Linked DNA regions of Homo sapiens: all the other regions are linked to region 1. The links are chromatin contacts, found by Hi-C or POLR2A ChIA-PET in ENCODE. All regions are on one chromosome and are shown on one strand. The core of a region is the stretch at or near the end of the contact, and the rest is flanking DNA. Distances in the headings are between cores, read along the strand shown. Region 1 holds the start of SCAND1 (SCAN domain containing 1). Region 2 holds the start of AHCY (adenosylhomocysteinase). Region 3 holds the start of ITCH (itchy E3 ubiquitin protein ligase). Region 4 holds the start of DYNLRB1 (dynein light chain roadblock-type 1). Region 5 holds the start of MANBAL (mannosidase beta like). Region 6 holds the start of PIGU (phosphatidylinositol glycan anchor biosynthesis class U). Region 7 holds the start of RPN2 (ribophorin II).

The links. A loop is a pair of places that touch in the nucleus more often than their neighbours do. ChIA-PET counts read pairs that join two places held with the same protein, here RNA polymerase II (POLR2A). Pooled maps may share reads with other maps.
Region 2: a map of CD4-positive, alpha-beta T cell shows a loop between it and region 1 (4-fold over the local background). The contact joins the promoter of AHCY here to the promoter of SCAND1 in region 1. A Hi-C loop is called at or near these places in 2 of 168 maps with a recorded cell type or tissue (CD4-positive, alpha-beta T cell and naive thymus-derived CD4-positive, alpha-beta T cell), 1 of 37 single-sample maps with no recorded cell type and 11 of 50 pooled maps. POLR2A ChIA-PET finds 5 or more read pairs at or near these places in 3 of 52 experiments (CD4-positive, alpha-beta T cell, CD4-positive, alpha-beta memory T cell and CD8-positive, alpha-beta T cell).
Region 3: a map of CD4-positive, alpha-beta T cell shows a loop between it and region 1 (9-fold over the local background). The contact joins the promoter of ITCH here to the promoter of SCAND1 in region 1. A Hi-C loop is called at or near these places in 3 of 168 maps with a recorded cell type or tissue (CD4-positive, alpha-beta T cell, CD8-positive, alpha-beta T cell and ascending aorta) and 7 of 50 pooled maps. POLR2A ChIA-PET finds 5 or more read pairs at or near these places in 2 of 52 experiments (CD4-positive, alpha-beta T cell and CD8-positive, alpha-beta memory T cell).
Region 4: a map of CD8-positive, alpha-beta T cell shows a loop between it and region 1 (10-fold over the local background). The contact joins the promoter of DYNLRB1 here to the promoter of SCAND1 in region 1. A Hi-C loop is called at or near these places in 1 of 168 maps with a recorded cell type or tissue (CD8-positive, alpha-beta T cell) and 6 of 50 pooled maps. POLR2A ChIA-PET finds 5 or more read pairs at or near these places in 5 of 52 experiments (CD4-positive, alpha-beta T cell, CD4-positive, alpha-beta memory T cell, GM10248 and 2 more).
Region 5: a pooled map shows a loop between it and region 1 (9-fold over the local background). The contact joins the promoter of MANBAL here to the promoter of SCAND1 in region 1. A Hi-C loop is called at or near these places in 1 of 37 single-sample maps with no recorded cell type and 5 of 50 pooled maps. POLR2A ChIA-PET finds 5 or more read pairs at or near these places in 1 of 52 experiments (activated B cell).
Region 6: a loop to region 1 is called in a map of CD8-positive, alpha-beta T cell, with 15 times the contacts of the local background. The contact joins the promoter of PIGU here to the promoter of SCAND1 in region 1. A Hi-C loop is called at or near these places in 2 of 168 maps with a recorded cell type or tissue (CD8-positive, alpha-beta T cell and naive thymus-derived CD4-positive, alpha-beta T cell) and 6 of 50 pooled maps. POLR2A ChIA-PET finds 5 or more read pairs at or near these places in 2 of 52 experiments (CD4-positive, alpha-beta T cell and CD8-positive, alpha-beta memory T cell).
Region 7: a map of naive thymus-derived CD4-positive, alpha-beta T cell shows a loop between it and region 1 (16-fold over the local background). The contact joins the promoter of RPN2 here to the promoter of SCAND1 in region 1. A Hi-C loop is called at or near these places in 1 of 168 maps with a recorded cell type or tissue (naive thymus-derived CD4-positive, alpha-beta T cell), 2 of 37 single-sample maps with no recorded cell type and 9 of 50 pooled maps. POLR2A ChIA-PET finds 5 or more read pairs at or near these places in 2 of 52 experiments (CD4-positive, alpha-beta T cell and activated CD4-positive, alpha-beta memory T cell).

Annotation. Positions count from the first base shown.
Region 1 is chr20:35,952,459-35,956,182 of GRCh38, forward strand. It overlaps SCAND1 (SCAN domain containing 1), which reads right to left and starts at 2,044. Exons shown (of 2, transcript NM_033630.3): 1 at 1,990-2,044; 2 at 1,166-1,881. The coding sequence starts at 1,826. The coding sequence ends at 1,287. It also overlaps a transcript of CNBD2 not described here. RefSeq lists enhancers at 1,562-1,641, 1,762-2,021, 2,102-2,301, 2,402-2,611.
Region 2 is chr20:34,301,759-34,305,482 of GRCh38, forward strand. AHCY (adenosylhomocysteinase) reads right to left here and starts at 1,597. Exons shown (of 10, transcript NM_000687.4): 1 at 1,485-1,597. The coding sequence starts at 1,512. RefSeq lists a silencer at 972-1,201 and enhancers at 1,772-1,821, 1,842-1,961.
Region 3 is chr20:34,361,432-34,365,155 of GRCh38, forward strand. It overlaps ITCH (itchy E3 ubiquitin protein ligase), which reads left to right and starts at 1,842. Exons shown (of 25, transcript NM_031483.7): 1 at 1,842-1,918. RefSeq lists a silencer at 2,147-2,376.
Region 4 is chr20:34,514,774-34,518,497 of GRCh38, forward strand. It overlaps DYNLRB1 (dynein light chain roadblock-type 1), which reads left to right and starts at 1,649. Exons shown (of 4, transcript NM_014183.4): 1 at 1,649-1,688. The coding sequence starts at 1,686. RefSeq lists enhancers at 671-730, 841-1,080, 1,469-2,334, 2,001-2,180 and a silencer at 1,541-1,650.
Region 5 is chr20:37,287,713-37,291,436 of GRCh38, forward strand. It overlaps MANBAL (mannosidase beta like), which reads left to right and starts at 1,943. Exons shown (of 3, transcript NM_001003897.2): 1 at 1,943-1,974. RefSeq lists enhancers at 1,731-1,840, 1,913-2,817.
Region 6 is chr20:34,675,078-34,678,801 of GRCh38, forward strand. It overlaps PIGU (phosphatidylinositol glycan anchor biosynthesis class U), which reads right to left and starts at 2,015. Exons shown (of 12, transcript NM_080476.5): 1 at 1,879-2,015. The coding sequence starts at 2,008. RefSeq lists enhancers at 1,483-2,369, 2,370-3,255 and silencers at 1,635-1,734, 1,975-2,084.
Region 7 is chr20:37,177,312-37,181,035 of GRCh38, forward strand. RPN2 (ribophorin II) reads left to right here and starts at 2,019. Exons shown (of 17, transcript NM_002951.5): 1 at 2,019-2,058. The coding sequence starts at 2,046. It overlaps MROH8 (maestro heat like repeat family member 8), which reads right to left and starts at 2,237. Exons shown (of 25, transcript NM_152503.8): 1 at 2,078-2,237; 2 at 1,912-2,076. The coding sequence starts at 2,169. RefSeq lists enhancers at 1,577-2,136, 1,645-1,724, 2,075-2,124, 2,137-2,694 and a silencer at 2,245-2,294.

The sequences.
Region 1 (3,724 bases), core at 794-3,293:
GCCACTACACCCAGATAATTTTCTATTTTTAGTAGAGATGGGGGTTTCACTATGTTGGTCAAGCTGGTCTCGAACTCCTGATCTCAAGTGATCCACCGCCTCTGCCTCCCACAGTGCTGGGATTACAGGCGTGAGCCACTGTGCTTGTCCTTCTTCACCTATTCTAATCTTCTTTAAACATTACCTTTTAAAGAAGGCTGTTCTTACCTTCTAAACAACTATCTTTTTCCAGGGAGGCAGGTGCAAACTCTGCCAAGAAATCCCAAGAATGCAAAAATACTTCTCAATTTGTCTGTCTTTAATATTCAAAAGCAAATTGCCCCTCACCAACTTCCAGCCCAGTCTCACTCATGCTTTGTGGTGTGAACTGCAGGCTGATTTTGATTGTTGAGAGCAGTGCAAGGAAGACAAGTCTGGCCTTCCTTATATTAACAAATGGCACTCACTGCAATAGGACCTATCTGGGACCAATCCAAGCTGTCCATGGACCCTAACTAGCTCCTTCCTGGTTGGGCAGAAGCCTCTGGAAACAGAGTAGGTTTAAGATTTCAGAACAGGTCCTCATTATTTGCCAAATTCTTTCTTCCCTTTGTAAACGATTATGCTAGTTTAAACACCAAAAGGGAGCCAGCCGGAGAGACATTAAAATGAGTAGCTTCAGTAATGTAAATAATCCATTACTTCAACTAGTTCTGCTTTATTCCTACCACAGGCCTAAAATTTGGCAAGGAAGTTGAGCAAGCCTGGCGGCATAAGCCAGAGCTCACAAGAACTAGCCTATCTCTGTGAAGGTGTGCAGTAAACACTTCACATTAAAATGGCCCAGTAACTTGGACATTTTGGGAAGCCTGTACCCAAAGGGCAGGTGCAAGTTGGTGCCCATATTGGTATAGAGGTAGCCAGTTAAGTGAGCATTTAATAGAGCCAGCTATTTTGCGTGTAAGAAACCCAAGTGGGTCCTTGGGAGCCCAGGTGAAAAACTTCCCATGTGTGGTAGAGGGATAACCTAGGTTCAGTCAACATCTAAAGATCCCACTATAGCCAACGAAGGCCTTATTGTTACGGACTCCCAACTTCGTTTCGCCACCAGCCAGAAAGGCGGTAGGAAACAGGCTTGGTAAAATAAACCCAATAAGAACGAATGAAAGAGACACACCAGACCACAGGCGCTGCCAAAACTCATTTTTCATTAACACGGGGTGGGGTCCCAGGCTCAGGCCCCCGGGCCCGATCATGGCCCCAGTCCGCACAGAGCGCCCGGCCCTGGCCGCCCGCAGCTCCACCGCTCAGCCAGTGATGCGCACATCCGTGCGGCGGCGGATCCGCCGGGCCCGAGCCGCCTCGGGCAGGATGGCGAGCAGCTGCTCTTGCACCAGCATCTCCACGATCTGCTCCTTGGTGCGGATGTCAGGCCGCAGCCACTGGCGGGACAGCTCCCGCAGCTGCCGGAAAGCCTCCCGGGGACCCGCCGCATCCTGGTAGCGGAACTGCCGGAAACGCTGGCGGAACGTCTCGGGACCGAGTCTAGAGCCGGCGGGGCCTGGTGTGGAGCGCGCTTCAGCTTCGGCCTGAGGCGCTACGCTCACGGGTGCGGGCCCGAGAGGCAGCTCCAGGGCCGCGGAGGCCGCAGCTCGGGGCGTAGGGATGGCTTCAGGGACCGCGGCGTTGGGACTGGAAGGCTCAGGGGCAGGCGGTGAGGCCTCTGGCAGCGAGGAGCCCACACAGTTACGCTCAGGGGCTGAGCTCGAACCGGCTCCTTCCAGTTTCTCCGGTGGCACCGCCGCGGGACTCCCAGTGGCCGCCAAGATCGGCTCCGTAGCCGCCATAACTCCAGCTCCGGGCGTCACTCTTTGTCCGGTAGCTGTGTGCTCAGCACTGCGTCTGCGCGGGGGTGGGGTGAGCAGGGAGACGTTTCCGGTTAAAGGGCAGAGCTCGCGTCACCCTTGAGGGAGTCGGACTCGGGACCGGCCGAGAGTGTGCGGAGCTTACCTGCACCAGCGAAGCGCCTGCGGCAGCCGGAAGCGAAAGTCTCTGGCTTCTCTGCGTCCAGGTCGGCGCGCGAGCACCCGGAAGCCGCTTGCGGGCTCCCGGAAGCGGCGCCCTCTAGCGTTCTCGAGTCGCATGAGGCGGCTGCTGCCCTCGCGGTGCGGGAGGGCGAGCTGCGCGTGGCCTGGGCTCCTTCCGAATGGTGGCGCCTCTGAGCGCCAGTTCGAGGAGGAGTCGGAGGAGGAGCCTGAATGTTTGGAGATAGACTTCAAGTCCCGGACCTTATCCGTGCGCCGCTTCGGTTTGCAGGTGACCTTTGCGTGCGGGCGCCCCTTCTGATTGACCCTGATGAGCTGTAGCTCTGATGGCCCCTCCTTCGGGAATGATTAGGGTGACGGCTGGCCGGGGCTCGTTCGAGTGGCGCCCGGCCGGTGGTGACCCGAACAGGAGAGCGGGACGGCGACCATTCTCTCGGGAGGGGCCCATCTGGAGAAAGTCCTCTCGCTTGGTCAAACTAGGAGGGCGATAGCACCGGCCTTACTGCGACGATGACAAAGTACAACACACCGTCTGGCGCGAAGGAGATGCTCGAGAACCCTTTGCTGTTGTTATTTTTCGCGTGTCCTCCGAAACCAAGGGAAATGCGGCTCTGTGGGTTCTGTTAACGTCAGCATTTAATAAGTGAACTCTAAATGCATTGCCCCTTATGGTGGCCGCTGGCCTCCTGAGTTGACTCAGCTCTTGCAACGTAGCTAGTTGATAACCCTCGAAATATAGCGAATTGAGATGTGCTATATTGTAAAATACGGGACTTAGTACGAAAAAACTGATGTAAAAATTATCTCAATACTTTTTAATACTGATTACATGTTGGAATATAATGTTTTGCATATATTGGGTCAAATAAAAATGTTATTAATTTCACCTGTGTTTTTACTTTTTAAATGCAGCTTCTAAAAACATTTAAATTGCATGTGCAGTTTACATTATATTTCTGTTGAGCAGCCTTGGGTTAGAGTGTTGGAGTGAGGCTACCTTGGTGGAATCCCCTTTGACGATACCCAGCTCAGAGTTGTTAGGAGGATTAAATAAATTAAGCCGTTGGAGAGAAAGGGCTTTTAAGAAGTTTGCTCTTGTTTTTATTAGGTAAACTGCTTGCTATCTCTGAGCTACTGTTTTCTTATCAGTAAAATGTGGATGTAATAGAACTTACCTCTCAGAGGTAATTGAGAATTCAGTGAGATGATGTAGGTAAAAGCACGTGGCCCTGACAGCCCTCGGCCAGGTGGTTTTCTGTTTGGTAGCTGACTCACAAATAGTTTTGTTTTTGTTTTTGTTTTTGTTTTGAGACTGAGTCCTCCGCCTACCGGGTTCAAGCGATTCTCCTCCCTCCGCCTCCCGAGTAGCTGGGATTACAGGCGCCCACCACCACACCCGGCTAATATTTTATATTTTTGGTACAGATGGAGTTTCACCGTGTTGGCCAGACTGGTCTCGAACTCTTGACCTCAGGTGATCCACTCTCCTCAGCCTCCCAAAGTGCTGGCATTACAGGCGTGAGCCACCGTGCCGGGCCACAAATAGGTTTTATATCCTCATTTTACAGAAGGGGAAACTGAGGCCCTCAAAGGACAGGGGCCTCATATGAAAGGTTTTCTATGACCTTGCAGTCCTTTTGAGCCCGTGCAGGATGGAGGAGCAGGTTTAACAACCATTAACATGCCATTAGCCCTGATAT
Region 2 (3,724 bases), core at 347-2,846, 1.7 Mb before region 1:
TTTCTGGGTTCAGTTTCAGCATCCACACAATGGAGACAGTCTACTCTGGTAGCAACTTGATGAACTACTTCAACAGAATCTTTGCAAGTCACCTCCCAAGGGCCTCAGTTTCATGCTCTATATAACGGGATTACGTCCACCTCTATGAAGATTATTGTGTAAACACACGTAAATCACCAGATATACAGCAAGTGTTTCCATAAATGTGGATGGCATTCTCCAGACTTAATAGTGTCTTTTTTTGTTTGTTTTTTTTTTTTGAGACAGGGTCTTGCTCTGTTGCCCAGGTTGGAGCGTGGTGGTGCAATCTCGGCTCACTGCAACCTCCGTCTCCCCGGCTCAAACAGTCCTCCTGCCTCAGCCTCCCGAGTAGCTGGGAATGAAGGCGCCCGCCACCACGCCCAGCTAGTTTTTGTATTTTTGGTAGAGATAGCGTTTCACCACGTTGGCCAGGCTGGTCTCGAACTCTTGACCTCAAGTGATTCGCCCACCTCGGCCTCTCAAAGTGCTGGGACTACAGGGGTGAGCCACCACACCCGGTCCAATAGTGTCAAAGTTACTTGAAAAGCTACCAGCCAAACTGAACTGGTTTTTGCTGAAAATTCACTAGGATTGTTCCGCGTGTATTCGCTTGCACACAGTGGTGAAAGGGTGCGCTCAGAGATCTAGATGGCCTGCGTTCCAATCTTGCTCCATCACCACCAGCTGTAAGACTGAGGGCAAGTTACCTCTGCCTCAGGATTCTCATCATAAAATGAGAACAGTTTCCCTATAGAGCCATGAGACTAGAATAAAGCTAGAAGGCAGTGCCGATCCCACAGGAAACACTAAGTAAACGTTAACTATCCCTGTATTACACTTCAATCGGTGGGACAGCAGGATTTTTCAAACCACTCCAAATTTTCTTCGAGATTTCTGCAAGGCTGCCCCTGCTGGAGGGGTGGGGGACCCCACAGGTTGGGTAACTGGCCCAAAGTCCCAGGGGAGAGGAGGATCGGAGCCGGCCTGGGGCTCGCTTTCCAGGCCTCTCCTCATACACCCTCCGGGGTGCCCTCGCCGTCCCTGTAGGAGGCCCAGAGAGGGGTGGACGCTCGTCGGGGCCGCCCAGCTGGACAGGGTCCGGTCCAGGCCTAGGAGGCCGGGCGCAGGCCCCCCGAGCAGGGTCCGGCAGGTGCCAGCCGTCCCAGGCCGTGGCCAGGTGTGCTCTCCCGCGGAGCACGCCGCCAGTTTGCGGCTCGCAGACCGCGCGGCGGCCCCGGCGTCGCGGGGCATGCTGGGACTTGTAGTCCACGGCCACCCGGAACGGCCCGCTCATGGCCGCGCGAGAACTCCAACTTCCAGCTGGCTTCGCGCGGCCAGAAACGCGCCGAGGCTGCGATTCCAGGGGGTCCAGAGAGCCCCGAGTCGGCCCTGCAGCCCCCGCCACGAACAAGCCCCGGGCGGGTGCCGGGCGGCCGCAACCGGCTGCAGGTCCTGGGACTCACCGACTTTGTAGGGCAGTTTGTCAGACATGCTGGCGGCACTCGTGATGGAAACGGGCGAAGGGGGCTGGGCCTCAGTCTGGGAACAGGAACTGGGCGGGCAGCGCCGAGCAGGGATATGCGCGTGGCGCCGACGCCTTTAAATATCTTCCTCGCACTTGCATATTCATGACCCGCTGGGGCGGGGCCCAACGCGCAGGGCGGAGCCGGAGGGGATTTCGATCCCTGAAAAGAAGCCTCAGAATTTCACAAGGCGTGGCCCCAGGAGTCTCACTCACCGGTCCGGAAGGGAGCGCCGGGAGAGGCCTGAGAGCCAGCCGGGCCGTCCTCTCGCTGGTTCAGCCAGTTGATTCAGTGTCAAAACCCAGCGGAACTGAAATTCCGCCAGTTCACTTCCCTGTGCCTCAATTTCCTCATCTGTAAAATGGGCCAAATGACATCTGCCACACAGATTATTATAAGTAAAGTTGCAGGCCAGGCGCGGTGGCTCACACCTGTAATCCCAGCACTTTGGGAGGCCAAGGCGGGAGGATCGCTTGAGCCCAGGAGTTCAAGACCATCCTGGGCAACACAGTGAGACCTGAACTCTACAAAAAAAAATTAAAAATTAGCCGGGCGTGGTGGCGCGCGCTTGTGGTCCCAGCTACTTGGGACGCGGAGGCGGGAGGGAGGATCTTTTGAGCCTGGAGATCGAGGCTGCAGTGAGCTATCATCCCACCACAGCACTTGAGCCTGGGCGAAAGGGCAAGACCCTATCTCAAAAAAACCAAAACAAAGTTAAGTTGCCATTTGTCAGGTACCTACTGACATCCCAAACATTCGCCTTACTCCAAGTAACCAACACCCTGAATTTAAGTAAGTTTGCATACATTTCTTATACTTTTACTGCATCCGTATATCATTAAATAGTTCTGTGTTTAGCACCTTTATATATCAACCGTATTTACCCTTCTGCAACTTGCTTTTTTCTGTGAGCATTATATTTATGAGACTCATGCATATAGCTTGAGTATATTCATTTTTGCTGCTGTATAATTCAGTCATCCCAGGCATGGGAAGGGGAAATTGGTTTCAGGACCTCTGTGGACTCCAAAACCCTTCTATGTTCAAGTCCCTCATATAAAATGAGGCAGTATTGGCATATAACCTATGCACATTCCTCCGTACACTTTAATCATCTCTAGATTACTTATAACTAATATAATGTAAATGCTATGCAAATGGTTGTTTTGTAATTTGTATTATTTTTATAGTTATGTTTTTTTAATTGCTTTTTTTCCCCTGAATTTTTTTTTTTTTTTATGGAGTCTCACTCTGTCGCCCACACTGGAGTGCAGTGGCACCATCTAGGCTCGCTGCAACCTCCACCTCCCGGGTTCAAGCAATTCTCCTGCCTCAGCCTCCCGAGTGGCTTGGATTACAGGCACGCACCACCACACCTGGCTAATTTTGTTTTTTCTTTTTTTGAGATAGAGTTTGGCGCTTGTTGCCCAGGCTGGAGTGCAATGGCATGATCTTGGCTCACACCAACCTCTGCCTCCCGGATTCAAGCGATTCTCTTGCCTCAGCCTCCCGAGTAGCTGGGATTACAGGCATGAGCCACCACGCCTGGCTAATTTTGTATTTTTAGTAGAGACGGGGTTTCTCCATATTGGTCAGGCTAATCTCGAACTCCCGACCTCAGGTGATCCGCCAGCCTCTGCCTCCCAAAGTGCTGGGATTACTGGCGTGAGCCACCGTGCCCGGCCTCTACTCATTTTTTAACCTAAAAATGAGAAAAGAATTAAACTCTTCTGGCCGGGCGCGTGGCTCACGCCTGTAATCCCAGCACATTGGGAGGCCGAGGCGGGCGGATCACGGGGTCAGGAAATCGAGACCATCCTGGCTAACAGGGTAAAACCCCATCTCTACTAAAAATACAAAAAAAAAAAAAAATTAGCTGGGCGTGGTGTCGGGAGCCTGTAGTCCCAGCTACTCGCAAGGCTGAGGCAGGAGAATGGCGTGAACCCGGGAGGCCGAGCTTGCAGTGAGCCGAGATCGCACCACTGCACTCCGGCCTGGGCGACGGAGGGAGACTCTTGTCTCAAAAAATAAAAAATAAAAATAAGAATTAAGGTCTTCTATGACATAGTAAATGTATTGGTCTCACTTGATCTGTACATCTGACCTCTGTCTGAGAGTCATGAGGGCCGATGTCAAGCAGAGACTTCCTGAGGGAACGAGGGTCCACGCCTGGGAGGTGG
Region 3 (3,724 bases), core at 592-3,091, 1.6 Mb before region 1:
GCGTGATGGCATGCGCTTGTAGTCCCAGCTACTTAGGAGGCTGAGACAGGAGAATCACTTGAACCCAGGAGGCGAGCGGAGGTTGCAGTGAGCCAAGATTGCGCCACTGCACTCCAGCCTGGGCGACAGAGCAATACTCTGTCTCAAAAAAAAAAAAAAAAAAAAAAAGAGACGGGGTTTCACCATGTTGGCCAGACTGGTCTCAAACTCCTGACCTCAAGTGATTTGCCTGCCTTGGCCTCCCTAACTCCTGGGATTACAGGTGTAAGCCACTGACCCTAGCCAAGCCTAGGAGTCTGAGAACAGCCTGGGCAACACAGGGAGTCCACGTCTCTACAAAAATAAAAACAATTAGGATAGTGTGGTGGCTTGAGCCTGGAGTCCCAGCTACTCAGGAAGCTGAGGTGAGAGGATCACTTGAGCCCAGGAGGTTGGCTGCAGTGAGCTATGATTGCACCGCTGCACTCCAGGTTGGGTGACAGAGCAAGACTCTGTCTCAAAAAAAAAAAAAAAAAAAAAGTCACTTTGAAAAATGTGACTTTCCAGATGGCAAAATACTATTTTCATTAGGAGGAAACAGGCTAAACAGTAATAGCAAAGGTCACTAAGTATTGAGCACTTAGTCATACCTCTGAGTCTCTGCCTGCATAGCCTATTATTTCTCACAAGCAATCCATGAAGAAGGTTAAGACAACGGACTTTCACGCCAGACTGCCTGGGTTCTTATCAAGTATGTGACTTAGTTTATATATTTGTAAAATGGGGATAATAATGGTATTTCTGTAATAGGTTTGTTGTGAGAATAAAGGGAGCTTGGTATCAGCTCTTAGAATACCGGACAGGCCACGTTGGCTCCACTAAGCTGTTGTCATCATCCCTAAGGGCACCCAGTTAAAAGGTAGAAAAGGGAGGATTTGAATCCGGTCAGTGTAACTCTCAAGTGTACATTTTTTTTCTTTTATTTTCTTTTTAACCACGCCCTTTAATGTACATTGTTAAAGGCTAAGCCAGGCCAGGTGCAGTGGCTCACATCTGTAATCTCAGCGATTGGGAGGCCCGAGGAGGGAGTATCGCTTGAGCCCAGGAGCTGGAGACCAGCCTGGGCAACATGGCGACACCGTGGCCCTATTCCCGCCCCATCCCATCCGCACTCCACCCCATCCCCATCTCTACAAAGAATAGAACAAAATTAGTCGGGTGTGGTGGTGCTCAACTGCTGTCCCAGCTACTCAGGAAGCCCAGGTGGGAGGCTCGCTTGAGCCCAGGAGTGTGAGGCTGTAGTGAGCTATGACTGCACCACTGCACTCCAGCCTGGGTGAAGGGTGAGACCTTATCTCAAAAAGAAGAAAAAAAAAGAAAAGGAAAAGAAAAAGAAAAAAGAACAACTAAGTTATAAACTAAGCTATATAGCCCATTGGTTCTCAAATTATGATTTCACTCACTAGCAGTATCACTAGACAGCTTGTTGGACATGCAAATTATCAGACCCTATCCTCCTATGCCAGATCTTCTGATCAGAAACTCTGGGGGTGGGGGTCAGCAGTGTAAGTTTTAATAAGCTCTCTAGGTGATTCTGATGCACACCATAGTTTGAGAATCACAGTCCTTATAGGCTCTGGTGGGCGGGGTGTTAAAAAAAAAAAAAAGCCTGGAGGTGCTGGGAGCCGCTCGCGCCCATCTCACCTGGAGCTGAGGAAAACTGGGATTTAACTGATTTACCACCGCAGCCAGCTCTTCAAGCCAGGGGCGGGCCGGACGGCTGGCGCGCAAGGCCTGCTGGGGCTTGTAGTCTAGACCACTTCCGCGCTCAGGCGCCTGCGCTTTAGCTGCTAACTCGCTCTAGTAGCTGTGGTCGGGGCTCGGGACCGGCTGCCATCTTAGTCTAGGGACTGAGGAGTCGCCGCCGCCCCGAGTCCCGGTAAACCCCCGTGGGCGAACTCGGGGCAGTTCTCGGGAGAGGGAGGGAGTCCGGATGAGAATGTTCGGGGAGAACAAGGGTAGAGGAGTGGGACGCGCGGTTCGGGACCCCAGAGCCGCGGCTGCTCCTTCTTCCAGAGCCGGTGTCTGTCGGGGGCGCGGGGAGCTCGGGCTACTGGCCCGGGCCGGGCGGTGGGGGTGGGCTGTCTGGACGTTCGGAGGGATCAGTGTCTGGCACAGGCTTCCGGAGGCCTTCGCCTCGCGGGCTCCAAGTTGTGAAAGGGCTGGGCCACGACGGGCGTGGGTACCGTCCGGCCCCTCGCCCCTCAGCCCCGCCTGGGGCCACTCTCCAGCGGTTCGGCCTACGCGCGGGGCCCGGCGGCGGGGCCGGCGCGGGCGACGTGGCCCTGTGAGGGGCGGCGGCCGGGTCCCCCGCCACCCAGCTGGCCTTCTCGAGACTTTTCCGAGCCCCCAGTCGCTAGAAGGGCCCAGCACAGCGGCTGCCTCCCCTTCTCTCTCCCACTCGCCTCCTCCTTCCATTGTCCCCCCGGCGTGGTGGTCCCGGCTCCGGCGCCCTCCCCGACGTCCGCCACCGTCGTGGCGGCGCCGACTTTTGCAGACGTGGAGCTGTCACTGCCCTTCCTCCGGAGAGTGCCCTTTTCTTTAGCAGAGAAAAGAAAAAAGTAGCCGTTGAACGTATTCTAAGGGTCGAAGCATGATGACATGACTTTTAAGTGGAGAACTCAAGTTTTCCAAGACAGTTCCCGTCCGCGACAGAAAAGAGAATCGCAGAATTTGTGCGCCCGAAGTAGACGCTGGGCCTAAAGTTAGTTGGACATGTAACCAGGTGAACTTGTAAAGGGCCAGGAATTCATTATCCCCAATAACAACGCAACCTTGTTTTCTTGGTTGTATTCGTATCCTAATCTTATTACATTTTCTGCCATTCTTCCACAGCTACAGTATACTTGGTTTGGAGTGGGGGATGGGGAATTGTGGGATTTTTGCCTTGAAAATTAGTAAGACCCTGGAGCCAGCCACCCACTTAGGTGGGTTCTCCTGCATCTTTTCCTGATAGAATTCGATCTTCAGGAAGTATGTAAAGGCAGTGTATTTCCATTCTCAAAATCGGCTAAGGAATGGTTTATCAGTTGAGGTGAAGTTCTCATGGCAGATCTGCTGAGAGCTTGCTATGTGTATTTACAGGTTTATTTAAGCTACGATTTATTTTTAAAATTAAGAAATGGGCCGGGTGCTGTGTGTGGCTCACGCCTGTAATCCTAGCACTTTGGGAGGCCGAGGCGGGCAGATCATGAGGTCAGGAGTTCGAGACCATCCTGACCAACATGGTGAAACCCCGTCTCTACTAAAAATACAAAAAAAAAAAAAAAAAAATCCTGGGCGTGGTGGCGCGCGCCTGTAGTCCCAGCTACTAGGGAGGCTGAGGCAGGAGAATGGCTTGAACCCGGGAGGTGGAGGCTGCAGTGAGCCGAGATCTCGCTGCTGCACTCCAGCCTGGGCGACAGAGCGAGACTCCGCCTCAAAAAAAAAAAAAAAAAAAAAGCAATGGGATGGGTGTGGTGGCTCACGCCTGTAATCCCAGCAATTTGGGAGGCCGAGGTGGGCGGATTACGTGAGCCCAGGAATTGGAGATCAGCCTGGGCAACATCGTGAAACCCCGTCTCTACAAAAAATACAAAGATTTGCCGGGTGTGGTGGCAGGCGCCTGTGGTCCCAGATACTCAGGAGGCTGAGGTGGGGGAATCACCTGATTCCGGGGGGTCGAGGCTGCGGTGAGCTGTTACCG
Region 4 (3,724 bases), core at 399-2,898, 1.4 Mb before region 1:
TACCAAAACTAATAAATTAACACTGGTAAAAATAACACTAAACTACAGCCCTTACTCAGATTTCACCAATTTTCCCACCCATGTTATTTTTCTTTCTCCTTACTCCTCTAATCTGTGACAGTTCCGCATTCATTCCTTGCTTTCATGACTTTGAGATTTTGGGGGGCGGGGGCGGGGTACAGGTATCTTGTAGAACATCCCTCACACTGGATTTAGTGAAATTTTCTCATGGTTTAAGGCTGGGAGTTTTTGTGGAAAATGACTCGGAGGTGATGTGCCCTTAACGCATTTTTATCGGGGCACACGGCATCAATATCTCCCCTTGCCAGTAATACTAACTTTGATCTGGTTACGGTGGTGTCTGCTAGGTTTCTTCGCAGTAAAGTCAATCCTCTTAACATGCAGACACTCCTGGAAGGAGAACCAAATCCTTCCTCACTGAAGAGCAGCTACTGTGGAATGAAACTTTGGAGTTAGATCATCGTTGAATCCAGCAAGCTACAGTGCCTGGGAGAAACAGCATTTATAAAGTATCGAGGTTACCGATACTTCCCTGAAGCTACCGGAGATAACGTTATGTGCGTGTTCAGCACAGTAATGTGGCACAGGGTTCACTAAACGGCAGCATGTTTTAACAGAAGTTATTTACTCCTAGAGGACCCAGAAACGTTTGCGGCCTGCCGGAACAGGACAACATAGGGCTCTGGGAAGAGTCCCCCTTTCAGAGGTGAGAACAAGACAGAACACACAGATGTGAAGTGCCTTCTGCTAGGTAACGCGAGGCGGGGCTGAGCTCGGATTCTAAAGACTCCCAGGCCAGCCCTAACCAATTCATCTCCGAGCTTGCACGGCATCTTACCCGGAGACTCGAGGTACCTGACTCCAGCCCCACCCCAGGCCTGCCCGATCCCGAAGCGCATTTTGGCCCTGGGCCTCTCTCTGGCTCAGTCTGGGCGCAAAGCGGGTCTCAGCAACCGTCCCACTTGCCTTCATACCCTCCCACCACGCTCCACTCAGGGACTCCAGAACCAGCTTAGACCTCCATTGAGAGCTGAAAGCCTCTTCCGATACCGAGAACCAGCACTGAAAGCCTCTTCCGATACCGAGAACCAGCATGGTTTTTGTTTTGTTTTGTTTTAGTCAGGGTCTCTTGCTCTGTCGCCCAGGCTGGGGTGCAGTGGCGCAATCTCGGCTCACTGCAGCCTCGAACTCCTGGTCAGGCGATCCTCCTACCTCAGCCTCTGGAGTAACTGGAACTACACGAGCGCGCCACCACGCCCGGCTAATTTTGTTTATTTTTTAGTAGAGAAGGGGTCTCTCCATGTTGCCCAGGCTGGTCTCGAACTCTTGGGCTCAAGCAATCCTTCCGACTCGGCCTCCCAAAGTGCTGGAATTACAGGCGTAAGCCACCGCGTCCAGCCAGAACCAGCATCTTTTCTGCACGGCTGGAGTTGGGAATTTTCCACAGCTTAGCGCACTGCTCCTTAGCTTTTCGCTTTGCCACAGTGGAAAGCAGATTTTCCAAGAATCCTGGCGGAGCCAAGATCGGCTCGCCCGCCCCCGCCTCACGCTGGCTCCTGATAGGCAGCTAGAGCTGTCCGTTTTGACAGAAACCTTTGCGCAGGCGCAGAAAGGCACAGGACTCGCTAAGTGTTCGCTACGCGGGGCTACCGGATCGGTCGGAAATGGTGAGCGTGCGCCGGGGTCTTGTGGCTGGCGGCCGCCCACCACCCCACGCCAGGCCTTCAGTCTTCCGAGGATGAGGGGATCTCAGAGCTCCGGACAGGGAATCGGTGGTGGCTGGGCGTGGCCGGGCCCGGGCCCCAGCCGACTTGAGGGTGGAACCCGGCGGCGGAGGCCTCTAAAGCCTGACCGAGGCGGGGCCGCCGGATCCCGCTGCCCCTTGACCGGAAGCGGGAGCCCAGCCTCGGCCAGGAAGAGATGATGGGCGAGGGGTGGGCGGCGGCCCTGCAGCCTAGAGTTTTGGGGCCTTGGTGCGCGATGGCAACCCTGGCAACGTTTCCCGGGAGCTCAGTTTGTGGCAGGCTCTGCCAAGCACTTTATGTATCTTGTATTTCCTCCGCCTCCTCCCAGCTCTGTGAGGTAGATACAATCTTTAGTCCCATTTTGTTATACATATCTGTTATTCAGCGCCCCGAGAAGCCAAGTGCTTTGCCCCAGGAAATAGTGGAGATGGATTTGAACCCTAGAAGCTTGACGGCCGCCACTCTGTCGGCGTGGTTCTTTCTAGCCGCTGGGACTGGGTGCCAGAGTCAGGAACGGGCGGGGTCTGCTCTTGGGGATCCCAAAGCTTGCTTTCTACCTTGCTTGCTGCAGCTGTGGGTTCTCAACGCCGTTACAGGTTTTGTGTTTGTAATCCTCACAGCTTGGGCAAAATTTGAAAAAGTTTCAAATTTTAAGCCATGTGAATATATTACTTTTTCAAAAATCTTATTTAGAAATCTAGAGCTTGTAATAAAAAAATTGAAAAAAGAAACCGTGTCATCACCTAGAGGCAACCACTTACAGTAGTCATATGACTTCTAGTCTTTTTTGCTTGTTTTTGGTTTATACAGTTTAGCCCCTATTGAATGTGCAATTGTGGGTTCTGTGTTTTTCATTATTACACCACAATATCTCCACATCATTACAAACATGTAATAATGCTTCAAATATGTATAACTTCATTTTTCACATCACTTCTTAAGCTGTAAAAAAAATTGATATATAATAGTTGTACACATTTATGTTGTAGATATACATGTAATATTTTGATACATGCATATGATGTGTAATGATCAAATCAGGCTATATTTATTATAGAATATCCATCACCTTAAACATTCATTATTTCTTTTTTTTTTTTTTTTTTTGAGATGGAGTGTGTCTCTGTCGCTCAGGCTGGAGTGCAGTGGCACCATCTTAGTTCACTGCCACCTCCGCCTCCCAGGTTCAAGTGATTCTCCCGCCTCAGCCTCCCGAGTAGCTGGGACTACAGGCGCCCACCACCACGCCCAGCTAATTTTTTGTATTTTTAGTAGAGACGGGGTTTCACCGTGTTAGTCCGCCTCAACACGGTGGTCTCGATCTCCTGACCTCGTGATCTGCTCGCCTCAGCCTCCCAAAGTGCTGGGATTACAGGCGTGAGCCACCACGCCTGGCCCACATTTTCTTTATCCATTTACCTATTGATGGACGCTAATTCCATAATTTAGCTATTATGAATAGTGCTGCAATATGAACATGAGGATGTAGGGATGCCTTTGATGTACTAATTTCCGTTCCTTTGAATAAATACCCAGTAGTGGTATTGCTGATTTATGGTAGGTTTTTTTTTTCGTTTTTGTTGTTGTTTTTGTTTTGTTTTGTTTTTTCGATGCCTTTGTCGAAAATCAGTTGGCCGTAAATAAGTGGATTTATTTCTGGGTCCTCTATTCTATTCCATTGGTCTGTGTTTTATACCAATACCATGCTCTTTTGGTTACTATACCTTTCTGGTATATTTTGAAATCAGGTAGTGTGATACCTCAAGCTTTGTTCTTTTCGTCCAGGCTTCTTTTGGCTTTTCTGAGTCTTTTGTGGTTCCATACGAATTTTAGGATTGTTTACAGGTAATACTTGCACACAGTAAAAAAATAAATGATGTAAAAGGATCTAAGTGAAAAATAAAATTCCCACTCTCCTAACCCCCAGTCTCAGTCTCTCCTCCTTTAGAAACAACCAT
Region 5 (3,724 bases), core at 693-3,192, 1.3 Mb after region 1:
ATAAGCACAGTCAGGGTAGGATCCCACCTACTCACCATTGTCTTCCCAGTTTCATAGTGCATGATCCAGAGTAGAAACTCCATAAATATTTTTTAAATGAATAAATTATGCATTTTGGGTCCCCCATGCCACCTCACATAGTATGGGATTAGTGAATGTTGAGTGTATTATTTGTCTTCTAAGAGACTGAATTCCTTTAGGGCAAGATAGGTCTCTCTCTCTCTCTTTTTTTTTTTTGGAGTCTCTGGTATCTAACCTCTGTTCCTTGATCCTCTATGTATGTTATCTAGGCTGCATAACCAATTATCCTAAAACTTAGGAGCTTAAAACAATAACATTTAGTATTTCACAATTTCTGTGAGGCAGGCATTCAAGTGGCATTGCAAGGTATTTCTGGCTCAAGGTTGCTCTTGAGTTTACACTGAAGATTTTGGCCAGGCCACAGTCATTTGAAAGCTTGACTAGGACTGCTGGAGCCACTTGGCTCATACACATGGCTGGCAAGTTGGAGCTGGTTGTTGGCAGGCAGCTCAGTTACTCCCCATGCGAGCCTCTCCATAGGACTGCTTGAGTGTCTTCACAACATGGATTCCCCATGAGCAATCAAGACAGAGGAAAGAGGAAGTTGCAATGTCTTTTATGACTTTATCTTGGAACTCGTGCTCCAAGATTTCCGCAATATCCTATGGGTTATACAGGTCAGTCTTATTCTTGGTGGGAGGTGACTACAGAGGGGTATGGATATCAGGAGCCAAGAATCGTCAGGGTTTATGGTGGAGGCTGGTTATCACACTCTCATCTAGGTTTCTTTTTCTCCTACTACTTGCCCCCCACCCCTTCTTAATCATGGAACACTGTTCTTTGCCTTCAAAAAACTTATCCTGTTATATGATTACACATTCATTTAATTAGTCTGTCTCCCTCCAACGGACTGTAAGCACCACAAGGGCAGAGACTGTATGTGTCTGCTTTAGCACTGTGTCCTCAGTTACAAGGACAAAGCATAGAGTACGCGCTCAGTGAATGCTTTTTGAATGAATTATAATGATTTGCTTCTGTCTGAATTACAAGAGGTGTTTCTGTTTGTCTCCTCTCTGCATTGTAGGCTCCTAGCTCAGGACCTGGCATAAAATTAAGGAAATGAACGTGAGAAACACTTTTGAAATAGTGACAACACATCCAGATGAACATTTTGCAGGACAGCTACACACCCGTTTTAGCTCACCAGCTACCAGTTGTGACTGTGCTCTGCTCTGGGAGATGGCTTAGCTTTGCATAGGACAAAATTCTAATCTAGTTTCGCGCAGTTCTTACGAATTTGTTACAATGAGACGGGCCAAGCTATACAGCCCATTGCGATGAATAAGTAACTTTTTTTTTTTTTTTTTTTTTTTTTTGAGGAAGAGTCTCATTCTGTCGCCCAGGCTGGAGTGCAGTGGCGCGATCTCGGCTCACTGCAACTTCTGCCTCCCGGGATTCAAGAGATTCTCTTGCCTCAGCCTCCCAAGCAGCTGGGATTACAGGCGCCCGCCACCACGCCCGGCTAATTTTTGTATTTTTGGTAGAGACGGGGTTTCACCATGTTGACCAGGCTGGTCTCGAACTCCTGACCTCAAGTGATCCGTCCGCCTCGGCCTCCCAAAGTGCTGGGATTACAGGCGTGAGCCACCGTGCCCAGCCCCGAGAAGTAATTTCTTTTGTTTTCTTTTTAATTAAACAAAAATGTTGCTGAAACGAGCTGAGTGATATAGGAGCTTAAAGAATTGACAAGCTCTAGATTTCATTTCCCCAAACCTCTTTGTCCAGCTCGAACCCACAGAACAGGGACAAAAGTCGACAAAACCCAGCGGTGCCTCACCCAGAAACCTGGCAACGCGGGCGGAACAGAGCCGGTTGGTTGCTCAGTGCGCGTCACTTCCGGGACTCAGGGTCGCAGGGAACTACTTCCGGGGGAGCGGCGCGGCGGCGCGGGAGGTGAGTGCCGCAGCTTTGCGGTGGGGTGGGAACCGAGAGAGAGCCGTCCTCGGTGCGGTGGCCTGGCTTTCCCGGCCGGCCTGTCTCCAGCGGCGCCGCTTGGTGGGCCCGGCTGTCGCTCCGCTCAGGGCCTGAATACGTTCCCTCGGCGGTTGTTCGAAAGTTACTTCCGGAGGGGAATTTGAGCCCCCCGGGAGGCGGAGGGCCTCGCCTGGGGCAGCCCTGCGCTTTCGTGCGGAGGCTGGGCCAGAACCCAGGGCTCCTCATGGCCTGGTCCGGGCCTTTCCTCCCACGGGTGGAGCAGTAGGAGAACCCTGAGCTCCAGAGTGAATCTGGCCAGGGTTCGAATCCGTATGGCTCTCTTACCGTGGGCAAGTCACGGTTCCTCTCTGGCCCTCAGTTTCGTCTTCTAAAATGGACATACACGCTTGTACTGCGGGGTAAACCGAGGTGGTGAATGTAAAGCCCTTAGTAGGTGCACAGTCCATGTTTGTTGTACGAATTCTAAGAGAAGCGAGAAATGAATATGAGAAACATTTTTAAAATGGTGACAACACATTTAGATTAATAATTATATTTTGCAGGGCATCTGCACACCAGTTTCAGCCCACCGGCTACCAGTGTGACTTTGCCCAGAGAGGTGGCTTAGCTTTGCATTCTAATCTAGTTTTGCGTGGTTCTTAGGAATTTGTTTTAATGGGACGGGCCAGGCTGTACAACCCATTGCCATAAAGCGGTAACTTCTTTTTCTTTCCTTTTTTTTTTTTTAAAGCCATTCTATTTATTTATTTAGAGACGGAGTCTCTCTCTCGTCCACGCTGAAGGGCAGTGGCGGGATCTTGGCTCACTGCAACCTCCGCTTCTTGGGTTCAAGCGATTCTCCTGCCTCAGCTTTCCGAATAGCTGGGATTACAGACGTGTGCCACCACGCCCGGCTAATTTTTGTATCTTTAGTAAAGACAGGGTTTCACCATGTTGGCCAGGCTGGTCTCAAACTCCCGACCTCAGGTGATCCACCCGCCTCGGCCTCCCAGAGTGTTGGGATTATAGGCGGGAGCCACCACACCCGGCTTTTTTTTCTTTTTAATTAAAAAAAAGTTGAAATAGAGATGGAGTCTCACTATGTTTTCCTGCCTGGTCTTGAACTCCTGGAGGCAAGATATCCTTCCTCCTGGACCTCCCAAAGTGTTTGGGATTACTGGCAAGAGCCACTGTGCCTGGCCTAAAACAGTAACTTCTGACACTGGTTTCTATTCCCCAGTCTGTTTTCAGCTGAATTTTCACAATAGAATTTAAAGTTACTTCATTAGAAGCCAAGAATGGCCTACCAGCACAGTACACAACATTGGGAGATGAAGGCCTGTGGCAGTCGTGAAATCTGAGTTTTTCAGTCTTAAGAGAAGATTTAGTATTTGCTAAGTCTTGAGAGCTATACTTGTCTCAGTGGTTTTTTATTTATTTGTTTTGAAATGTTGACCCATTCTTTTTTTCCCCAATAACCTTTTTGTTTTAGAATAATTTTAGATTTACAAAGTTATCGCAAAGATACTTCAGTGAGTGCCCATATAGCCCACGTTTCCCCTATTACTAATATCTGAAATGTCACAATTACTGAACCAATATTGATACATTATTATTAACTCTAATCTGTACTTTATTCACATTTCCTTAGTTTTTCCCTAATGTCCTTTTTCTGTCCTGGTATTATCCAGGGCACCCTATTACATTTAGTCATCATATCTCTTTAGGC
Region 6 (3,724 bases), core at 765-3,264, 1.3 Mb before region 1:
GTCTCTACTAAAAATACAAAATTAGCCAGGCATGGTGGTGCATGCCTGTAATCCCAGCTGCCCAGGAGGCTGAGGCAGAAGAATTGCTTGAACCCAGGGGGCGGAGGTTATGGTGAGCCGAGATCGCACCATTGCACTCCAGCTAGGGCAATGAGAGTGAAACTCCATCTCAAAAAAAAAAAAAAAAAAAAAGAGAGAGAGAGAAAATGTGGAAAAACCGGATATAAACAGGTAATTATGAGATAAGAAATGCTCTTAGTAGGGTGTAGAGGAAGAAGGGCCTAATACTGCCTCAGGTTTTCAGTTATCCAGAAGAAAACAGGAACCAAATGGCTTCGATTCATTTCAACAGAAAAATAATACGCAGAGGTAACAAATCCAAGCTCTTACAATCTCAGACATGAATTATTACTATCTTTATTACCATTCCCCAACTAGGAAACCTGGGCAAATTAACTTCTCTAAATTTCAGTTCCCTCATCTGTAAAAGGGGGAAAATAACACCATCTATCACATAGAAATAAATGTGAGGACTAAATGAGAAAAGGTATATGTTACCATTTTTAGAAACCTTAACTCTATTCATAAAACACCCATTCATTATGCCGTTCCCCATACCAACATTCTATGGGATAACATCAAAACGTTAGCCTTGGCCAGGTGCCATGGCTCACGCCTGAAATCCCAGCACTTTGGGAGGCCAAGTGAGACTGCTTGAGTCCAGGAGTTCCAGACCAGCCTGGGCAACATAGAAAGACCCTGTCTCTAAACAAAAAACAAAAACAAAAACAAAAAAACTTTAGCATTTAAAGGACACAAAGGGGACTTCTGGGGTGCTGATACTGTTTCTTGAACTAGGTGCTGGCTACATGAGTGAATACAGTTTTTAAAAATTCATTGAACTCTACACTTACTTAATATGCATTGTATGTATACTGTACTTCAGTAAAAAAAAAAAAAAAAAAGTTGTTTGTTTTTTTTTAATCATCAAACTCTGGCCTAAACCTAGCTTCCACCCCATTACTCCCCTGCTTTGGACATTTCACATCCTTGAACGTTTCTTCATCCTATTTACTTTCTGCTACCTGGAACTCTCCTTTTCTCTAATCTCCCTTTCAAAACCCTACATCCTTCAAGAGTCAGCTCAAATCCCACATTCTGGAAAACTGGAAAGGTAGGGGATAGTTTATTCAGGGTCAGAATACTAAGGAAGGAACTGGGTGGACACATAAAGTATACTTTTCATGAATTATTATAACGATTTGTCTCCCTCACTAGCCTGTGCAGCTACTTCAGGCCAACTTCGCTTTCTCGCTGTAGGCGTTAGTATAAAACAATGTTCGGTGAAGAACTTAGTAAGGAACAGTAACAAAAATTGCCCTGCAAGTCCCAGACTGAGAAGAGACGTCTAAAGCACACGCACACTCTCCTCGCTTAAGCAAAATTGGTCCCCTCATCCCGGACCCCCTCACACATAACCTTTTATCCCAGGGAGCACCCCTGGCGATCCCGCCCCAAATCCCAAACTCCTCTGCAAGCCGCGCTCCACAAGCACCTCCTCCTCTTATTCCAACCCTTCCCACAGACCACACTCCTCGGCTCAGGACACTGAATGGGACACGCCCCCTCAGATCCCCACCACTAGGTGGTCCGGCCCCCAGGGCCCAAACCTCACGACACTGTCCCCACGCCCCGGTCCCCACGCCCCCTCCCCTCACCAGCCCCGCCCTCAGGCCCCGCCCTCTCCAAGAACCCCACGAGACAGTCAGTTAGTTCTCTAGGAACCGCGCGCTGGCGGTCACTGCCCCCGCCTCCCATTCACAGAGGCCGCGGGAGGGCAGGTGGGGCCTGACAGTCTGCTCGAGCCAGTGGCCTCACCTCTCTTCCAAGAGCTCAGTGGGGACACCACCTCCACCCGCTCGGAAATGAACTCGGCCAGACTGGAGCGGAACAAGGCCGCCCGCACTGTCACAGCCACCACCAGCACCAGGACCAAGGGAGCCGCCATGATAACTGGGGCGGGCGCGCGGGCGGGGAGGGAAGGCGAGGCGGAGGAGCCTCGCGCGCTGTGCGCCACGCTCTGTAGTTCCGCGGGTGGGCGCGCGCTGCCGCTGGCGCCGGAGAGGCCAGACGTGGGGACTACGGCTCCCAGAAAGCCTTGCGGCGAGGCGGGCCGGAGCGACGGAAAGCGGGCGCCTCAAGCTGCGTATGCAGAAGGTGGGGCGAAACCTTCTACGATCGCAGGTGTTTTGTGAAGCCGCGCCGCTATAGCGGGGCTGAAACGCTGCTGAAAGTAGAAGCGGAAGTAGTCGCCTTCCTGGGATTGTGAGAGACTTTTAAACAGATGTTAAATTCACTCTTGCGTGTATGTTTTCAATGCCAAAATGTTTATTTTTATTTTTATTTTTATTTTTTTTGAGACGGAGTCTCGCTCTGTCGTCCGGCTGGAGTGCAGTGGCGCGATCTTGGCTCACTGCAACTTCCGCCTCCTGGGTAGCTGGGATGACAGGCGCCCACCACCACGCGCGGCTATTTTTTTTTTTTTTTTTTTTTTGTATTTTTAGTAGAGATGGGGTTTCACCATGTTGGCCAGGTTGGTCTCGAACTCCTGACCTCAGGTGATCCGCCCGCCTCGGCTTCCCAAAATGCTGGGATTACAGGCGTGAGCCACCGCACCCTGCCCAAAATGTTTATGTTTTTTGTTTTTGAGACAGGGTCTCAGTGCCGTCGCCCAGGCTGGAGTGCAGTGGCGCAATCTCAGCTCACTGCAGCCTGGACCTCCCGGGCTCCAGAGTAGCTGGGACCACAGGTGCGCGCCACCACACCCGGCTAAGTTTTTGTACTTTTAGTAGAGACGGGGTTTCGCCATGTTGCCCAGGCTGGTACCTTTTATGTTTTTAAAGAGTGTTAAATGTGTATTTTTTAAAAAATTTATTCTGGCAGTTGTTTGTTAAACGCCAACTATTTTCCAGGCACTATGTTAGGTTCTACAGATGCGTTTTGGAGTAGTAGACTGATTTATTAGCTAGTTCAACAAGTCGCTTAACCCTTGTGTGCTGAAAAATGTGCTGATTATAGGCTAACTAGGGACAGTTGAGGAAGGCTTAGAAATTTTTTTTTTGTTTTGGAAACGGAGTTTCGCTCTTATTGCCCGGGTTGGAGTGCAATGGCGCGATCTCAGCTCACTGCAACCTCCGACTCCCAGGTTCAAGCGATTCTCCTGCCTCAGCCTCCCGAGTAGCTGGGATTACATGCATGCGCCATCACGCCCGGCTAATTTTTTGTAATTTTAGTAGAGACAGGGTTTCTCTATGTTGGTCAGGCTGGTCTCGAACTCCAGACTTCAGGCGATCCACCTGCCTGCCTCGGCCTCCCAAAGTGCTGGGATTACAGGCTTGTGTCATCGTGCCTGGCCGGAAGGCTTAGAAATTTTGCCAGTCGCTTTTAAACACAGGCATTTTTGAAAATTAAGACATATAAACCTACAGTTAAATAACTTATATTGAAAACAACGGAATACATATTCAACACGTCACTTTCTAATTATTTTACTACACTTTTTTTTATATGTGCTTTTGAGATTATTTACCACCGCTGTATCAGTACAGCAAATACTATCTCTTTCTCTTCCCAAATGGTGGTGTTCAGTTTCCTCAGGTTGATAGATTGAAAATCCCTCCCAATGCGAGTGTTTACACCACAGGAATCAGCAAACACTACAAAT
Region 7 (3,724 bases), core at 769-3,268, 1.2 Mb after region 1:
AAATACTCCCATCATGGCCAAAATCAAGCTACCAATACTACCTTGGGAAGAGATGTTCAATGGCATACTGTCATATATTTCCACCACACAGTTACAACAGATATAAGCAACCACAAAAGCACACAAAACGTAAAATGTAGTGAAATAATTAGAAAATAATGAGTTTTGTTTTCAATATACTTTATTTCATCCTAAATTGATATAATTTTCTAAATGGCTGTATTTAACCAATTTGCAAAATTACTGCAAATTTAACAATGGACTCTCAAGATAGTATGAGACAGCTCCAGCACACCACTGGTTGGTTGTCTTATTCTTGAGCTGGGAGAATTCTTTATATATTCTACATCAGCACTGCCCAATGGAACTTTCTGCAATAATGAAGATGTCCTATAATTTTGAGTGGTCCAATCTGATATCCACTAGTTATCTGTGGCTACTGAGCACTTGAAATGTGGCTAGTACAAATGAGAGACTGAATTTTAAATTTTACTTAATTTTAATCCATTTAAATTCAAATTTAAATATCCACATAAGGCTAGTGGCTATCATAACAGACACAGAAAGAACTGACTCTCTCCCATGCGGGATAACATTTGGGACAATAATAACGTTAATAAGAGTTATATTGTGCATACTTTATATGTTCATAAAACTGTAGTTAAAAGCACAGATTCTGGAGTCAGCTGCCTAGGTTCAAATCTGTTTCCTTCTCTTTAAAATGGGATTAGCCTGTAATCTCAGCACTTTGGGAGGCTAAGGCCGAAGGATCCTTTGAGCCCGAGTTCCAGACCAGCCTGGGCAACAAAGCGAGACGCGGTATCTACCAAAAATAATTTTAAAGATTAGCTGGGCGTGGTGTCGCAAGGCAGCAGTCCCAGCTACTCCGGAGGCTGAGGCGGGAGGGAAGATTGCTTGAGCCCAGGATGTCGAGGCTGCAGTAAGCTGTGATCGCACCACTGCACTCCAGCCTGGGCGACAGAGCAAGATCCCGTATCAATAAAAAAGGAAAGAAAAGAAATAATGCTTGTAGAGCGTTCGGCACAGTGTCGGGTTATACTGTAAACATTCAGTAGTTGGCGCTAGTTATTAGAGCGGTGTTCCTGGATGAGCCACCTCCATGTTGAGCCTGTAAAACTGGCCTAATATGTTCTCTATGAGTCACTGCATTGCTCTGCAAATCAGATAAAACGTCACTCGTAGGTCAGTTATTAACAACCCCACTGATAATCTTTGGAAAAAACTGACATAATTTTCTTTTTCTTTTTTTTTTGGTGAGACGGAGATTTACTCGTTGCCCAGGCTGGAGTGCAATGGCGCGATCTTGGCTCACCGCATCCTCCGCCTCCCAGGTCCAAGCGATTCTCCTGCCTCAGGCTCCCGAGTAGCTGGGATTACAGGCATGTGTGACCACGCCCGGCTAATTTTGTATTTTTAGTAGAGACGGGGTTTCACCGTGTTGCCCAGGCTGATCTCGAACTCCTCACCTCAGGTAATCCGCCCGCCTCGGCCTCCCAAAGTTCTGGGATTACAGGCGTGAGCCACTGCGCCCGGCCAGAAACTGCCACAATTTTCTAAAGAGGAAAAAAAAATCCCTTCTAAGCTATCCCCTCCCGACGAGACCCTTCCTGTTCCTTTAAAATGGGCCGGGCAGCAGAAAGACGAGTGAGTGACAGCAGACAGGCCAATCAGAAGCGGCCCCGTCTCGGGCCCACCCCGAGGCCTGGCCCAACCGCGTCCCGGTAGCTCCCGGAATAGGAGCGTTGCGAGACGGTCGGTTCCAAGTGGGCCTGGGCGCGGGGGAGAGGCGGGTCTGTCCTCGGGAACTGCAAGGCCCTGTGAGCGGGAGGACTGGGATCCCGGCCGCGGCTGCTGGAAGCGTCGAAGCTCAGCGGGGCCGCGGACACTGACCTGTGCTTAGAACTCATCCTGGCCCGCAGAGCCTGCCGCGAGTCCCTGGCGTCCCCTGTGGCGGGCTCTTGGAGCCACTTTCCCGAGCGGAAGTCAGCCCGCGGCTCGGACTCCGGCGGGACCTGCTCGGAGGAATGGCGCCGCCGGGTGAGGAGTTGCGCGTGGCTTTGGGGAGAGGGCTGTCGCCCGCGGGAGGTTACTAGTCGCCGCTCGAGAGCCGGCCAGGCGGGATCCCCTTCCCCTGCGGGACAGGGGCATGGGCACAAGCTCTGGCTGGGGCGCTCTCGGATCGAGGGTCCGAAGGAGGGCTGCGAGCTGGTGGGAGTGCCCGCGACCTGGCGGGGTTGGTGCCTGGGGGAGGGGTGCAGCGCGGAGCTACGGGTCGCCCCGAGGCTCAGCCGTGGGGACCGCGGACGCGCTTAGCCTAGGTCTGGCCTCATTCATTTCACTCGCGCGGGCTTCTGGGCCAGGCGGCCTAAGGTTCTGGTCCCGGCGCTGCCCCTTACTCCGTGTGAGGTTTTGGGCAGATTGTCCTTCTTTGTGCTGTAGTTTCCCATTCAGTGAAAGGGGCAAAGAAAACCCTCACTTCTCTCTGGGAGCCTGGAGCATAAGTTCTCAAGTGACACTCTAGGTGCAAACTTGCAGTCGGCCACGTATTCATTGTGTAACCCAAAGCAGGTTACTTAACCCCTCTACACCTCAGTTTCTCATCTGTAAAATAAGTTAGTCAAATTAGTCACGTTATCTGCCTCGTTGAGTTGCTTTATTAAGTGAAATAATCTTCGTGCTTAGTTTAGAACAGTGCATGGCCCTAGGTAAGAACTAAGTTAACTGCATTGGAAGTTACTGAGTAGACGCTGTGCAGGGTGGAATTTCATGTAGCCTCATCGTAACTTTGGAAGCATGTACTCTTGTTACTACCATTTGACAGATGAGAAGTTGGAATCCCACGGAAGGGAACTTACTTGCCCAGGGTGACACATGAATGAGTCAGTGGCTCACCGTTTCATTATTTGAGAAGTTCAGGATAGTAAAGTGGTTAAAAGCAGACTTTGGATTCAAATTGCCTGAAGTTTGATTTTCAGTGATGTGTCCTAGGGCAGGTAACTACTTCTGAGCCTTACTTTCCTGGTCTGTGAAATGCAGAAAATAGCCACCTTGCTTAGATGTTGTGAGGATTTAATGATTTGGTGTGTGCAAAGCACAGCATAGCGTGGGCATACCTAACATATTAAGTGCTCAACTTTTAGTCAGAAAAGTTACTGCTCTCGTTAACATGGAGTGAGAAGATTAGGATTCTGACACAGGTGCTGTTTTAGGGGAATTTACGGTCTAGGTGGGAAAATGCTAGTCGCAGCCATTCACTAGATCTTCATATATTGGGTACCCGCCTGTGCACAAGGCATTGGGGATTCAGCATTAGTATCTTGACTCCGCTCTCTCTTAGGTCTTTCTGTCCATTAGCAGTTTCTGATAGGCTTTGACTTTGAATTCTAGCCAGACTAACTCTCATCACTTCTCATCATGTTCACTGCTGTTGCCCTGGTTTGGGCCACCATCATCTTCTGGCTTGGATTATGGCGGTAGTCTCCCAACTGGTGTCCCCTGCTCTGTCCTTGCACCTGCATGGTCTGTTCTCCACACAGTATTGTTTATTCTCAACACAGTAATACCATTAGAGTGTAAGTCAAATCACTCCTCTGCTTAGAACTTTCCAGTGGTCTCCAGCCGGGTGCGGTAGCTCACGCCTGTAATCCCAGCACTTTGGGAGGCTGAGGCGGGCGGATCACGAGGTCAAGAGATCAAGACCATC